Regions from separate parts of the Homo sapiens genome. Here regions 1 and 3 are each linked to region 2. Evidence: chromatin contacts called from ENCODE Hi-C or POLR2A ChIA-PET data. All regions are on one chromosome and are shown on one strand. The core of a region is the stretch at or near the end of the contact, and the rest is flanking DNA. Distances in the headings are between cores, read along the strand shown.

What was found. A loop is a pair of places that touch in the nucleus more often than their neighbours do. ChIA-PET counts read pairs that join two places held with the same protein, here RNA polymerase II (POLR2A). Pooled maps may share reads with other maps.
Region 1: a map of mammary epithelial cell shows a loop between it and region 2 (5-fold over the local background). The contact joins two enhancer-like sites. A Hi-C loop is called at or near these places in 3 of 168 maps with a recorded cell type or tissue (mammary epithelial cell, posterior vena cava and spleen) and 3 of 50 pooled maps. POLR2A ChIA-PET finds 5 or more read pairs at or near these places in 4 of 52 experiments (BJ, MCF 10A, PC-9 and 1 more).
Region 3: a loop to region 2 is called in a map of mammary epithelial cell, with 6 times the contacts of the local background. The contact joins two enhancer-like sites. A Hi-C loop is called at or near these places in 21 of 168 maps with a recorded cell type or tissue (A673, HCT116, HepG2 and 14 more) and 23 of 50 pooled maps. POLR2A ChIA-PET finds 5 or more read pairs at or near these places in 2 of 52 experiments (BJ and activated CD4-positive, alpha-beta T cell).

The regions. Positions count from the first base shown.
Region 1 is chr9:70,019,101-70,023,308 of GRCh38, forward strand. No RefSeq gene overlaps it. Among named protein-coding and RNA genes, the nearest start is that of MAMDC2, 23 kb to the right of the region's middle. Within about 2 kb of position 2,056, at least 5 of the 41 ENCODE cell types and tissues checked have a DNase peak (open chromatin) inside an H3K27ac peak, as active enhancers do; they include PC-9 and mammary epithelial cell, where a contact is called at or near this core.
Region 2 is chr9:70,108,517-70,113,063 of GRCh38, forward strand. It overlaps MAMDC2 (MAM domain containing 2), which reads left to right. Exons shown (of 14, transcript NM_153267.5): 4 at 1,204-1,288; 5 at 4,479-4,547. Among named protein-coding and RNA genes, the nearest start is that of MAMDC2-AS1, 65 kb to the right of the region's middle. Within about 2 kb of position 2,620, at least 10 of the 41 ENCODE cell types and tissues checked have a DNase peak (open chromatin) inside an H3K27ac peak, as active enhancers do; they include PC-9, mammary epithelial cell and ovary, where a contact is called at or near this core.
Region 3 is chr9:70,227,222-70,231,392 of GRCh38, forward strand. SMC5-DT (SMC5 divergent transcript) reads right to left here. Exons shown (of 4, transcript NR_039990.1): 3 at 1,993-2,168. Among named protein-coding and RNA genes, the nearest start is that of SMC5-DT, 30 kb to the right of the region's middle. Within about 2 kb of position 2,007, at least 6 of the 41 ENCODE cell types and tissues checked have a DNase peak (open chromatin) inside an H3K27ac peak, as active enhancers do; they include ovary, where a contact is called at or near this core.

The DNA.
Region 1 (4,208 bases), core at 806-3,305, 90 kb before region 2:
CTTCACTAATATTCACTGTAATTTAGTTATCATCTCAGCTCTAACACCTGTCACCTAAAGTGCTATCACGCAGCATATTCACAATAAATCTAACTGAATCAAATCCTTCATGTTCTGTCCTAAATGATAGATTGTACTTTGTCAGTTCTTGGATGATTGTTCATTTAGGTGTAAATCCTGATGAACTCAAAGTTTTATGTGTAAATGTGTATTGGCACTGAGGTAGAAAGAGGGGTTTTTTGAAGTGTTAAGAATTCTCTTCTTCCTCAGGTACACTGATTATTCTTAGGTTTGGTTATTTAACGTAATCCCAGACTTCTTGGAGGCTTTGTTCATATTTTCTTATTCTTTTTTCCTTGTTTTTGTTGGATTGGGTTAATTTGAAGACTTTGTCTTTGAGCTCTGAATTTCTTTCATCTGCTTGTTCAATTCTATTGCTGAGACTTCCCAAAGCATTTCGCATTTCTAAAAGTGTGTCCAAAGTTTCCTGAATTTTTTATTGTTTTTTCTTTAAGCTATCTATTTCCATGAATATTTCTCCCTTCACTTCTTGTATCATTTTTTGGATTTCCTTGCATTGGGCTTCATCTTTCTCTGGTCCCTCCCTGATTAGCTTACTAACTTCCTGAATTCTTTTTCAGGTAAATCAGGGATTATTCTTGGCTTGGATCCATTGCTGGTGAACTAGTGTGATTTTGGGGGGGTATTGAAGAGCCTTGTTTTGTCACATTACCTGGGTTGGTTTTCTGGTTCCTTCTCATTTGGGTAGGCTCTGTCAGAGGGAAGGTCTAAGGCTGAAGGCTATTGTTCAGGTTCTTTTGTCTACAGGATGTTCCCTTGATGTAGTACTCTTCCCCTTTTCCTATGGATGTGACTTCCTGTGAGCTGAACTGCAGTGATTGCTGTCTCTCTTCTGGGTCTAGCCACCCAGTGAGTCTACCTGGCTCCAGGCTGGTACTGGGGGTTGTCGGCACAGAGTCCTATGATGTGAACCGTCTGTGGGTCTCTCAGCCATGAATACCAGCCTCTGTTCTGGTGGAGGTGGCAGAGGGTGCAATGGACTCCATGAGGGTCCTTACCTTTGCTGGTTTAATGCTCTATTTTTGTGCTGGTTGGCCTCCTGCCAGGAGGTGGTGCTTTCCAAAATCATCAGCTGTAGTAGTGTGGATAGGGACCCGCGGTGGGCATATCTGAGCTCAGACTCTCCCTGGGCGGTTCTTGCTGAGCCTGCTGTGGCAGATGGGGGTGAGATTTCCAGGTCCCTGGACTTGTGTACCTAGGAGGATTATGGCTGCCTCTGCTGAGTCATGCAGGTTATCAGGGAAATGGGGAAAAGCTGGCAGTCACAGGCCTCATCCAGCTCCCACACAAACCTCACTTTCACCATGCTCCCTGCAACAGCCCAGAGTCCAGGTAGAGGGCAATGGGCTTGAAAATTTGCCCGAGGCTATCCACCTCCCAGCTGCAAAAGAAAAGGACTTGGTTCTTCCCCGGCCTGTGAAGTCTGCACACTTGATTCGCACCCTCCTCCGAGGGCTTTTCCAGTGTTAAGGACCACATCATAGTTTCTCATTATTTTTCTGGGATTATATGGTTTTTGTGCTTCTGATTTATACCAGGAAGTGCCTTGGGCACCTGGAAGAAATCACTGAATTCTACTAAATTTTTCATTTGCTTATAAGGGCATCCTTTGCCCAAATAATTTTTTAATGCTAATTGGGCTATGCTCTTGGGAGTTGTTAAATCATCCAAGCTTATAGCAAAAATAAGAAGTTGGCTAACATGTATTGAATGTTTATTATGTGTTAGGCCTTCACTAAGTGCTTTATATACATTATCTCACTTCATTCTAGGAGACTGTGATTGTCACCATCTCTCATTGACAGAAGAAACTGAGGTTCAGTGAGGTTAAAGAACTGCTAAGTGGCGCAGCTGAGATTCGAACCCAGGCAGTCTGACGCCAAACCTTGCACTCTTGAAGCTATAATAACTTTACACCCAGTCAGCACCCCTCCCAGCAGGCTGGCCCAGAGCCAGTCAAGCTGAATGGACAAAGACTTGTTAATCATGAGAATTAATCATGTATTTCTCAGAGGAACAGACTGGGCATTCAGATGTCTCTTTGTTTTCTCTCTTTTCATTTTTGGAGTGACACCGTTGAAAGATATTTGGAACTCTTGAATGAAAAACACTTGGAACTTAAGCTTACTTTTTAGGAAAAAATAAAATCAGGGTATTTCCTTTCCATCACTACCATTCCAGTTCCTTTGGTCTGGAGTTTCCCTATGCATTCATTACTCAGAGCAGTTACTTTGAATTTGTCAGCACATTACAATGCAGTTATGCTCAAGAAATACGGCAGTTTTCCCCCACCACAAAGGCTGGATTTGTTTTGGTTTGTCATCAGTGTAAAACAAATTTCCCTTCAACAGGGTAATATAATAAAAAGCCACATAACTACAAAAGAAGATATAGTAAGTTAGACCTAGTCAGCACTATAATTCTTTCTTTCTAATTAATATTTCTGAAGTATCTGTAGCTGAAACAAGAAAGATAAATCACTAATATGACCCCAAAGTCTAAACAAAAGCTTATTGCCTTGGAGTATATTCATTTATTTTTGAAGCACATGTCAGATTTTAAAGGATGACCCTGTAAAAATATTTTAACTACTTAAAACATTAGCTGCAAAGCTGCCATTCTATCATCTTAAGTTAAATGCTGAATTAAACTAGAATTGCTTGTTGCCTTGTCTTTCCTGTAATGAAATTCATTAATGATGGTGTATTTATAGTTTATCTCGAAAAGGTTATCTTCTTTTGTATATTGCCCTCTTTTAATTAACTAAGGATGCTTGAAAAATAATTGAAGCCTAAAAGTCTTTCAGATAGATTTATTATTTTCCTGTTAAAGTAACAAGGTCACTTTTATTTAAAGGATCAAGTTAGCTTGCTTTACCTGCAAAGCAATCTGTAAATCATGCATTTGAGAGGTTCTTAGGAAGATACCTTTGAATTCAGGGTTGCAATTTAGTTGCGCTAAGATGAAGAAGATTGGGAAACAAAAACGGGAGTCTAGAGGTCTGGAAGACTGGCCCTCTTGCCCATTTGCTGAGTTATTTCCTCTCCTGAACATCAGATACCAATAAGTCACCAGGACAAGAGGCAAGATACGTAGGGTGGAGTTGCAGTGCAGCTGGGAATCAATGTGTTTGGACTTTTGAAAGCCGTAACATAGAACACTCTAACAGTTGTAAATAAAGTTCTAATTTTATTATTTGGATATTTTGTGTGCATCAATTGGACATTTGGTGATTCTTGCTCAACATATTGTTTTATAGATAGTCTATGTATTTGAAAGGAACAAAATGTCTGCCCTGGCTTTCTGCATACCATAATTTGCTTGACAGTGGTGAATTTGATGAATTTCCCAATACCTTGGTGAGGAAGCTATCATTTTCGTTGTAGAACCAGGGAAGCTAAAGAGCAGAGAGCTTAAGCGATTTGCTCAAGGTCAGTTGGAGATCAGGGAATATTTGGCTCCAAACTTCCTGTGCTAATTATTATTCAGTTGCTCTCTCTCTGATTTTTGCCCTTATTAATAACTGGTTTTTCTTTTTTTAGAATTGAAGAAAATAAATCTAAAAACCTTTCTAAAAGAAAACTAATTTTTGATATTTTTGTAGTCGATAAGCCCATTCGGCTATTCTTGATTCCAGGTTTCTTTTTTTTTTCTTTTCTTTTCTTTTTTTTTTTTTTTTGACAGGGTCTTGCTCTATTGCCCAGGCTGGAGTGCAATGGCATGATCTCAGCTCACTGCAACCTCTGCCTCCTGGGTTCAAGTGAGTCTCCTGCCTCAGCCTCCTGGGTAGCTGGGATTACAGGCACATGCCACCACACCCGGCTAATATTGATTTTTAGTAGAGATGGGTTTTCATCATGTTGGCCAGGCTGGTCTGGAACTCCTGACCTCAGGTGATCCGCCCTCCTCGGCCTCCCAAAGTGCTGGGATTACAGGTGTGAGACTCTGGCCGATTCCAGGTTTCCTAAATCTTTTTTTATTGCACTGAAATGGGGAGGCTTGAACATAGATGACTGTTATTCTAATGCCCAGACTTTCAATATGCTGTGCTGACCTTTGGTTGCAAGACTGTCTCTATGTTATCTGAATTCTTTGGGGTTCTACTCTCAACATTCAATTCTCATAAC
Region 2 (4,547 bases), core at 1,370-3,869:
TTATCTTTGCTTTATACTATTCTAAAATCTTATGAAAACTTCTGACATGGAGGTTAGTTATCTCCTGGATTATGACGTGATGTTTCATAAGATACATACCATAGAAGAATATTAGCAATGGAAATTAACATTTTGTTTATTCCTTAAAAGAGCTTCTTCCCAGATTTCTTTCCCATCTATTTAAATGAGCCTTCTGTAAAAATCTAAATGGGGCTTAAATCAACCTCTTCAATGAAAATAGATTTTCTATGGCTTTAGGGAGTATTCTCATTTCTATAATTTTATTTCATCCTTCTAAATTGTGTGTGCTATGTGTTTGTTTATCTTCTTAATCATTTCTTTGCTACAAATTTTGAACAAAAGATTATAATAAAAGGAAAGTGAAAATACTTTAAAAGAGAAAAGATACTTAAAGGACATGTTCCATTTCCTTTTCAAAGAGGGAAGTTGTTCCTTTGGGAGTCCTGGAAAAGGAAGGTAGCGAATGTAAGGTGAAGCTGGGTGTGGACTGGATAAGGAAGGAGGATGGGATCCAGACACACCTGGCCATGAAGTGTGATGTTTATTGAAAATATTTCATCGGGGACACAATGGAGCCATCATGAAAATATTCCCCATTCCTAATCCGTCTTTCAATTTCCTATCCCATCCCACTTCTTTGAAAGGCTTGAAATGCTTTACTCTCCAATACCCACTGTCTGCTTGGAGTCCTTCCCTGTCAGCCAGTGGTTGAGGATGGAGCATGGGGGCTCTGAGTTCTCTCTTTAACAACTTCTTCCCAGCAGTTATCACCTCCTAAATCTGCCAGCATAGTTGCAGAATATAGGGCTAAAACCACAGGAGAAAAAGTGATTACTTTCAGAAACAGGACCACAAGTGCTACCACAAGCACTGAAGGTGGTGGTGGTTGGGATAGCAAGAGAAGAAAAGACAGCTGACTCTGAGCTTCTATCAGATGCCTTATTTACCTTGAAGTTTTGATGTATGAGTTTATGTGCACATGCGCATGCACACACATATATACACACACATTCTTCTAGTAAAGTCCGTAGTGAAATTGGTATCCAATAGCAATTAGCTGAGACTAACAATCCTGTTTTGCCTTAAGTGGCTGAACAGCTCCAGACTAATAGCTGAAATACTGAACCAAGGAAACATGATGTTTTGAAGTCTAACTCCCCTTCTTCCCCATATGTTGTGCAGATTTTAATAGAAGGTGTACTAGGACAGGGAAACACAGCCAGCATCGCACTATTTGAAATCAAGATGACAACCGGCTACTGTATTGGTAAGTGGGCTTCATTTTCATTAAATCAAATTGTGAATCTTTTTCTAAAAGTTACTGTTGCCAGAGGGAACTGAATCAATCCTAAAGACCAACTATTTTATAGAATGCACTGCATAATGCATACTGGTTTAAATTCTTTGCTAGATTCATTTGAATACTGTATGTTTTTTGTCTTTAGTGTGGGAAGGCTCATTAGAATCTGCCTGTACAGTCTGGATTAATGAAAGAAATATAGATGCAGGAACTGTAACTTCAGAGCTGCCACCTTAACCTCAACACATTCTGATTAAAATAATTTACAAATTGCTGGAAACTCAGCTTTTTGTAGCATGTGCCAGAAAAGCAGACATTGTATTACCTCCTTTCCCTTATTTCTCTCTTGGCACACCACGGCTCTCCTCTTAATAATCACAGTTGTCACTTAGATTTCACTTGAGCAGAGTTGGTTGGCTGTCTCTTATCTGCCAGCTTCCAAGAGGGCATAAAGAAAGGATAAACCCTGTCCTATGGTGGTTCAGTTCCTATTTGTCTACATTGAAGCTAGTTCTGCATATGGCAAATACTGCTGAGGAAGGACAAGCTGTGCAGTGGAGAGGCGCAGGGAGGAGGAGAGGAAATTGGAGAGGACTGAATAGGGACAGTGCACTGGAGCAGGAGTTTCAAGAAGGAGAAGAATTTAGTTAAGTGGAGGTGCAGGGTAGGAAGGCAAGGGTTCTCCATGGCCAGACCCCTGTGGGGAGAAAGAAACAGGGCAGGTTCAGGCAAAGGCAAGAGGCTGAGTAGGGTGTTTGAAGTGAGACCAGGACTGCTAAGGGAGTTTGTGATGGAAGAGTGTGGATGCAGGATGTGGAGCTTGGACCTGCTGAATCATGTGGGTCAGCCAGCAGGGGAGAAGTGTGCAGCTGCACTTTCAGATGACTCCAGCTGCCACGTGGAAAATGAGTTGGGTACAAAGAAAATGCATAGCAGGTGGGAAAACCCCTAGGAAGCAGCTGTGACATTACAGAGGGGGCATAATGAGGGTAATACTGAATTAGCAGTGGAATTGGAAAAAGGCAGTAGAATTGAGAGATTTTTCAGCACTGACAACTCTTGAAGGCTAAATGAATGTGACGGGGAAGAGAAAGGAGAGTCAAAGAATATTCTGAACGACAACAACAACAAAAAAGCCTTTGCTAATTCCCTTACGTTTCACTTGTCTGTTTTGACCTCAATGATATCTCTAGGGCAAGTGAAAGAAAACAGACCATTTTCTGAAGATACAGTGAGGCTCAGGCTCTTTTCCTTGAGCCTCCCGCTGGGCTTCCACCTGGCATCTGCACAGCTTGTGAACGACAGGGAAGTCAGACACCTCTGGTGGAGCGCCACCTGCTGGCTCAGTCAGCTTACTGAGCCTCAGCCTCTTGGCATCCGTAAAATGGGAATAAAAAGCTTCCCTCCTAGGATTCTTAGGAGGAGGAATATCCTGGTTATGAAAATAATTGGTATATACAGTGCTGGACATCCAAAACATGTTAATTGCCTTTCTTCAAATGATGTGGTGACTTCTGATTTGTTTAAAACAAAAGGATGCCAACACTTTTATCTTGTTAAACTCTATGATCACACTCTGACTTCTTTCTTTCTGGGTACTTTATCTGCCTCTCTCCATTGCTCATCTGTAAAATGAGGTTAGTAACAGTGCCTATGTCATGGGGCTGCTTTGAAGATTGAATAAGTTAATTTATGTAAAGTGCTCAGAATGGAGCCTGGCATATTGAGGAATATTTTGCTTTTTATTTTACTCTTAGGCAGCATTTGGCACTGAATGTTAGGGCATTGGCTAGCAGACACTGTGGTGGAAACATTGAAAATGAAAATCTTAGAAATGTTCAGTGCTTGCTAATGTAAAAACACATTGCTGACTACACCAGTCAAGATCCTGGCAGGAAGGAGGAAACAGAGGGTACAGTCAACCTGAGTAATTTGAGGGAAGCTCACTGAAGAGACCACAAAGGTGTGAGTGGTAAAGGAAGCCAGCAAGGAATAGCTCTGTGACCCAGGACTAGTAACAGTGATGATTCAGGAGCTGTTATCTTCTTTTGGTCTGAAAGGACAAGGGAGGAGGAGTTTCCAGTACCTGTAAACAATAGCTATTTGTCAAACAAGGGCTGCTTGACAAGACTTGCCAACTCATGGCGACCTGGCTGGGAGACTGCTGGGCAAGTAAACCCCTGATTTCATTCTCCTTCCACCCTCCATTGGTCGAATCCAACAGGGAGATGGAAGGCAGGGTAGCCCATTGATACAGTCCGGATAGGTCAACCTCTGCAGGACCTATCAGGTGGAGAAGAGCAACGTGGATCCGCAGGGGGCCAGTGGCCAGCACAATTATACTTCCTAGTTTAACTGTGTGATTATAAGGGTCAATGGAGGCATTAGCTTGTGGGTTTCTTGCTCCCTTTTAAGGAACAATTGTTGATGGAGACCAATATATCCATGCAAACATGCCAATGACACTAAGGGTAGAAGAGGGGGATCTGATTATCTTCTCTCTCTTCTCTACTCAGTAGCTGCAAAAGGGACCAGAACCTAGGATATATCTGCCCCACCTATTTTACCTGGGTTCTGATTTATAAGAAAAACAGGGAATTTTAGCATCTCAGACACATGTCCCTCAGCTCTGGGCAACTTGTTCATCATGAGAAGAGAAAGGAATGGAGGACTGGGCCAGTAGATTCAAGAAAGGGTTGTGGAAAAAATTTTCTAGAGCTACGAGCATAACCCTGAACAGCTCTTTGAGACAGAGGTGACTGATAAAAATAGCTGACTTGTACCAAGCACTGACCACATGCCTGGCACTATGCTGGGAGCTCTCCACACTTACAATAGCTCTGTGAAGTGGGAACATTGTCCCCATTTCACATATGGAGACACAGAGGCTACAAAAAGTGGTAAGTCATGCTCCAAGTGACATGGCTAATAAGTGGAAGGGCCATAATCCAAAGGGCCAATGATGAATTAGAATCTTGATTCATTACAGGATCTGTCTCTCTTCTTGGCCAAAATTGTGCAGGGGTCCTGGTAGAAAGGTTGCAGTGGGCAAAGGAAGAGAGAAACTTCTGAATATCTAAGAGCAAACTCTGTAGTAGGATGCGTGTACCCAGGTGTGACTGTGTCTCCATGAAGTGTTTTTGTTTCCCTTCCCCAGAATGTGACTTTGAAGAAAATCATCTCTGTGGCTTTGTGAACCGCTGGAATCCCAATGTGAACTGGTTTG
Region 3 (4,171 bases), core at 757-3,256, 120 kb after region 2:
ATTTTTTATCTCATTAGAATGTAAACTCTATATCCTAACATGGAGTACAACATTTCTTGCTGTTTTGTTTACTTTTGTATTCTCAGTACCCAGAAAGTGTCTGGTATAGTAAGTGTGCAACAAAAAAATACTTGAATGAATGAATGTCTTTCCCACTTCTGTGAGATGGAAATATTTTAGCTCTTTCACAGATAAGGAAACAGAGTCTCAAAAGAGTGAAGAAATTACTCAAGATTTTGTATCTGTTAAATGGAGGAATTTAAGAGTCTGGTCTGATTCAAAGGCTCATACCTCTTTACTACTTTAGCCAAAAGTCCATTGTTTTCTTGAAGTTGGGAGGGTTTCCCACTCAAGAGTGTCCAAACTCATAAATTAATCTATTAAGAGCATTATCTTTCTGAATGCAAAGAAAACAAAAAATTCTCAGCTACACAAAATAAATATTCTGAAGTTTATGGAGAAAATAAAATTTTATAATAAAACAAAATTTTGCAAATGAAATTCTTTCTATTTATGATTAACTGCCTATAGTGGAGGAAATCCCTAAACAGAGCTGAAACATTGGGGAAGGAAGATTTCAAGATGTTGACCTATTCAGCTGCGTACTAGGCTAGGCATCATAATTCCTCCAAAGCATTATTCCTGTCCAGAGCTATCAATAAGAAGTGATATTGCCATTGATGATGTTAAATTTCAGGCAGGACCCTGTGGAGGTAATATTTTTTCCCAATCATATAAGCTTGACTGAAAACGGACTTTGCGATACTGTCTCAAACTACAAGAATACAAATTAAATATTTTTCTATAATAAAAATACTGTTATTTGCTGAATTACTGTATTTGCTGAATTAAGGAGTGAAGATTGCATATTCAGGACTCAACACAGTATCTGGTACCTAGTAAGGGGGTTATAATATGTGGTGAGTGAATAAAGTCATTCACCAGCCTCCTTGCTGGTAACATAAATCCATAGTAATAATCACAGCTAACATTTGTTGAATACTATTTTCAGACATTGTTCAAAGAGTCTGTTTCGCTGACACAGCTGTGTTTTTATCCTTACAAGGTCACCTCCTGAACGTGCCAGCTCTCCTACCAGCTCCATCCTCAATGTCAATTTACACTCTAGGCAAAGATTCCAAGTTTCCCTCTTTCAACAGGATTTATTGGCTACCAAAATTGCCTCTAAGGTTGCTAAACTGGGAATCCTACTAGGGATGCCAACTTTGGAAATTGGGGGAAAAGAGGGTGGGGGTTGGGGTACTGGATATTGGCTTAGAGCAGAAAAGGAGGTAATTCTTACCAGTTGTTGCTAAGAAACAACCTGAAGTTAATCTAAGAGAAAAAAAGGAGGTGGAAAGTGAGCTGCTTAACTCCCCTTCCCTCATTTATGCTTCTTCGACAAAATTCGATTGTTTGATGCTTCTTTTCCCTTTCCAAGTTGCCTTTGGCATTCATTTCAACTATATTTCACCTTCATTTTAACTATATTTCACATGGATGAATACATGGAAGGACAGTAAGCACATTATAGGTTTCTCAGGTTTAGAAATGCCCAGGGAGAAGAAATGCTAGCTAACAGATACTGCTTAACAATTTAAGCCCAGTGTTGGCTTTTATTGCAATTCTCAGCAGCACCTAAACACACAAGTGCTTCAAATAGAAATTGCTTTCTCACACAGATTGCCTTCTCTCCTATAATTTCCTGTCTAGGATGGAGATTATTTGTGTATAGAAGGGAGTGAAGGACTGAATACTGAGAAAATAGTGCCTGTGATGCAAGGTCTGGTTTAATATGGAGGAAGAAAAGGTTCAACAAAGATTTCTTGAGAAATCTATGCTCCAGGCATTGTACGGAGCATGGAGGTTACAAAAATGCTCACAGATTAGTGAGGGAGAGAGAGAGAAACCAGTCAACACAGTTCGGAGTGCTAAGTACAAAACGGCCATATGCCCAGGGTGCTATGGGAGGGCCTCTTGGGGGAATCTGACCTGGCAGGGCAGAGGCAGCCTCCTGGCTGCAGTCTAGGGAGAGCAGTGGAAAGCAGCAGTGCCCACTCGCACAGTGTCCCTGATGCCTTCATGTCTTCTCTCACACTCTGAGGGCTAAGACCTGGGCTCTGTGACTTCTTGGTCTCATGCCAGGGACTTGTGTGATTTAACCAGAACTGGAAAAAAAAAAAAAAAAAACCCTGAGTTTTTGTAACTAATAATTCTAATGACACTGCATTTTCAACATATGGATTACTATAAAGAGGTAATATGGCACAGTGATTAAGGACCCTGTTTCTGGATTTATGCTGTCTGTTTAAATCTCGGGTCTGCCACTTACAAGCTACGTGACTGAAGGCAAGTCATTTACACCCTCTCTGACTCCTTTTCTTAGTCTGCAAAATGGGGCAAAGACTTATTCCTGCTTCTTAGGTTGCTGCAAAGATTAAACGAGAATAATATGAGCACCTACAACAGTCTCAGACACACAGAAGCCATTCCAGTTTATAAGGTTTCAGTGAAATTTCAGATAAATATGGTGATTTTTATGTATTCTTTTTCTACGAAGGAATTGTGAGTTTACAGCGCCATCTTAAGGATAAAGCAAACATATAATCTTGTCATTTTATCATCTTTTTCTTTATTACTCACAGTACAACTCATTTTGACTAGTAGCTGGGTAATGCTTTCCCCTGTGTTCTTCCCACTCCACTTGCCCCTAGCAAAATCCCACTTGCCCCTAGCAAAATCCCACTTGCCCCTAGCAAAATGTACCATTGCTAAAGCTAACTTCTTGTTTATCTCCTCAAGAATGCTCACTTACTCAGTTTTGTACCCCCACTGCCTAGCATACTCAACAAAGATTTCTGGATTAAATAAACAAATGCTTAGTAAAAGCATTTCGTTTAGTACAAACATGCATGTAGGTTTCAAAAATCACAAGGAATATAATGGTGCTCTTTGATCCATCACAATTTCACTGGTCATTTTAATATATTTGTCTGGACATTACTCTCCCCAGATAATCCCAGCCTCTAACATTTCATAAACGAACCAGGCTGCACCGTGAATACTTGTATATTTAAAAATACACGGTGAATTCGAACCCAAATCAAAAACCCCACTGACTATTAAAAAAATATGGCAAGAAAGGGTGGGGGGAAATGGAAAACAGATACATAAAGGCAGGTGAGTGAAACATCACAATGTATACCTATTGATATCATATAAACATATTGCTTATTCAAAAAATTAACAAACATGGCAAGATTTATATGCTTAAGAACATGAAGGTATTCTATGTGGCAAAATAAATTATCTAAACGCTGCCCCATTCCCCTATATACATGTGTACACATACACACACAAGACAAAACATTTAAAAATTCTTGGTGAAATTTGACGACCTTTATTGTAAATGAATACCTAAGCTGGTAGGAAAGTAAGGGAAATGTCCAGACACCCTCTGCAACCCCTCCTCTGCTTTGAAAAAGAGAACTGAAAAGCAGAGATATAAGTACATAAGCTGACGCTATAGCTACCTGGAGGGAGGTTGTCAGTCTTGGTAACCTGGGGGCTTAGGCTCTTAAGCCATAAAGGGATCAGAAAAGAGCCTGCCAAGGGTGGGGAGGATAGAACAGAGACTTCACAAATAAGCCCAAGACTCTTGAAGAGCTACATTTTTACTAAAAGGGTAAATCCAGACAATAAAATAAAAATAGAAATCTTCCTTCAGCACAGGGAGATTGGTAGGATGCCAACTCTTCTCCATTTAGACTGTGGTATGGGGGATAGGAGTTCTTCCTTGAGAATTCCTAGTTATATTACACAAATTTAGAGTGCAAAATTACCCTGACCTCATGATCTGGGAATCCACAAGCTCAAAGTTTAATGTGAGAATATGTCCCTGGCCAGTGATATTCTTGGGGCACCTGGTTGAAATTAATATAAAATTCTTTAGGGGACTGTGCACTCAACCTAGGCTGTGCAGAGTTCACACATATAAAACTGCACTAAAGAAAGCTCACAATCCAAAACTACAGAACGTTTTGTGAAAGAATCCACTAACAGCAAAAATCAGCTGCTAAGAAACAGAAGAATTATATACCCAAGACTTCATAAGATGAAAATTGTTTGTAGACACTTTAAGTATTTTTTAAAATGATTAGAAAAAGATATA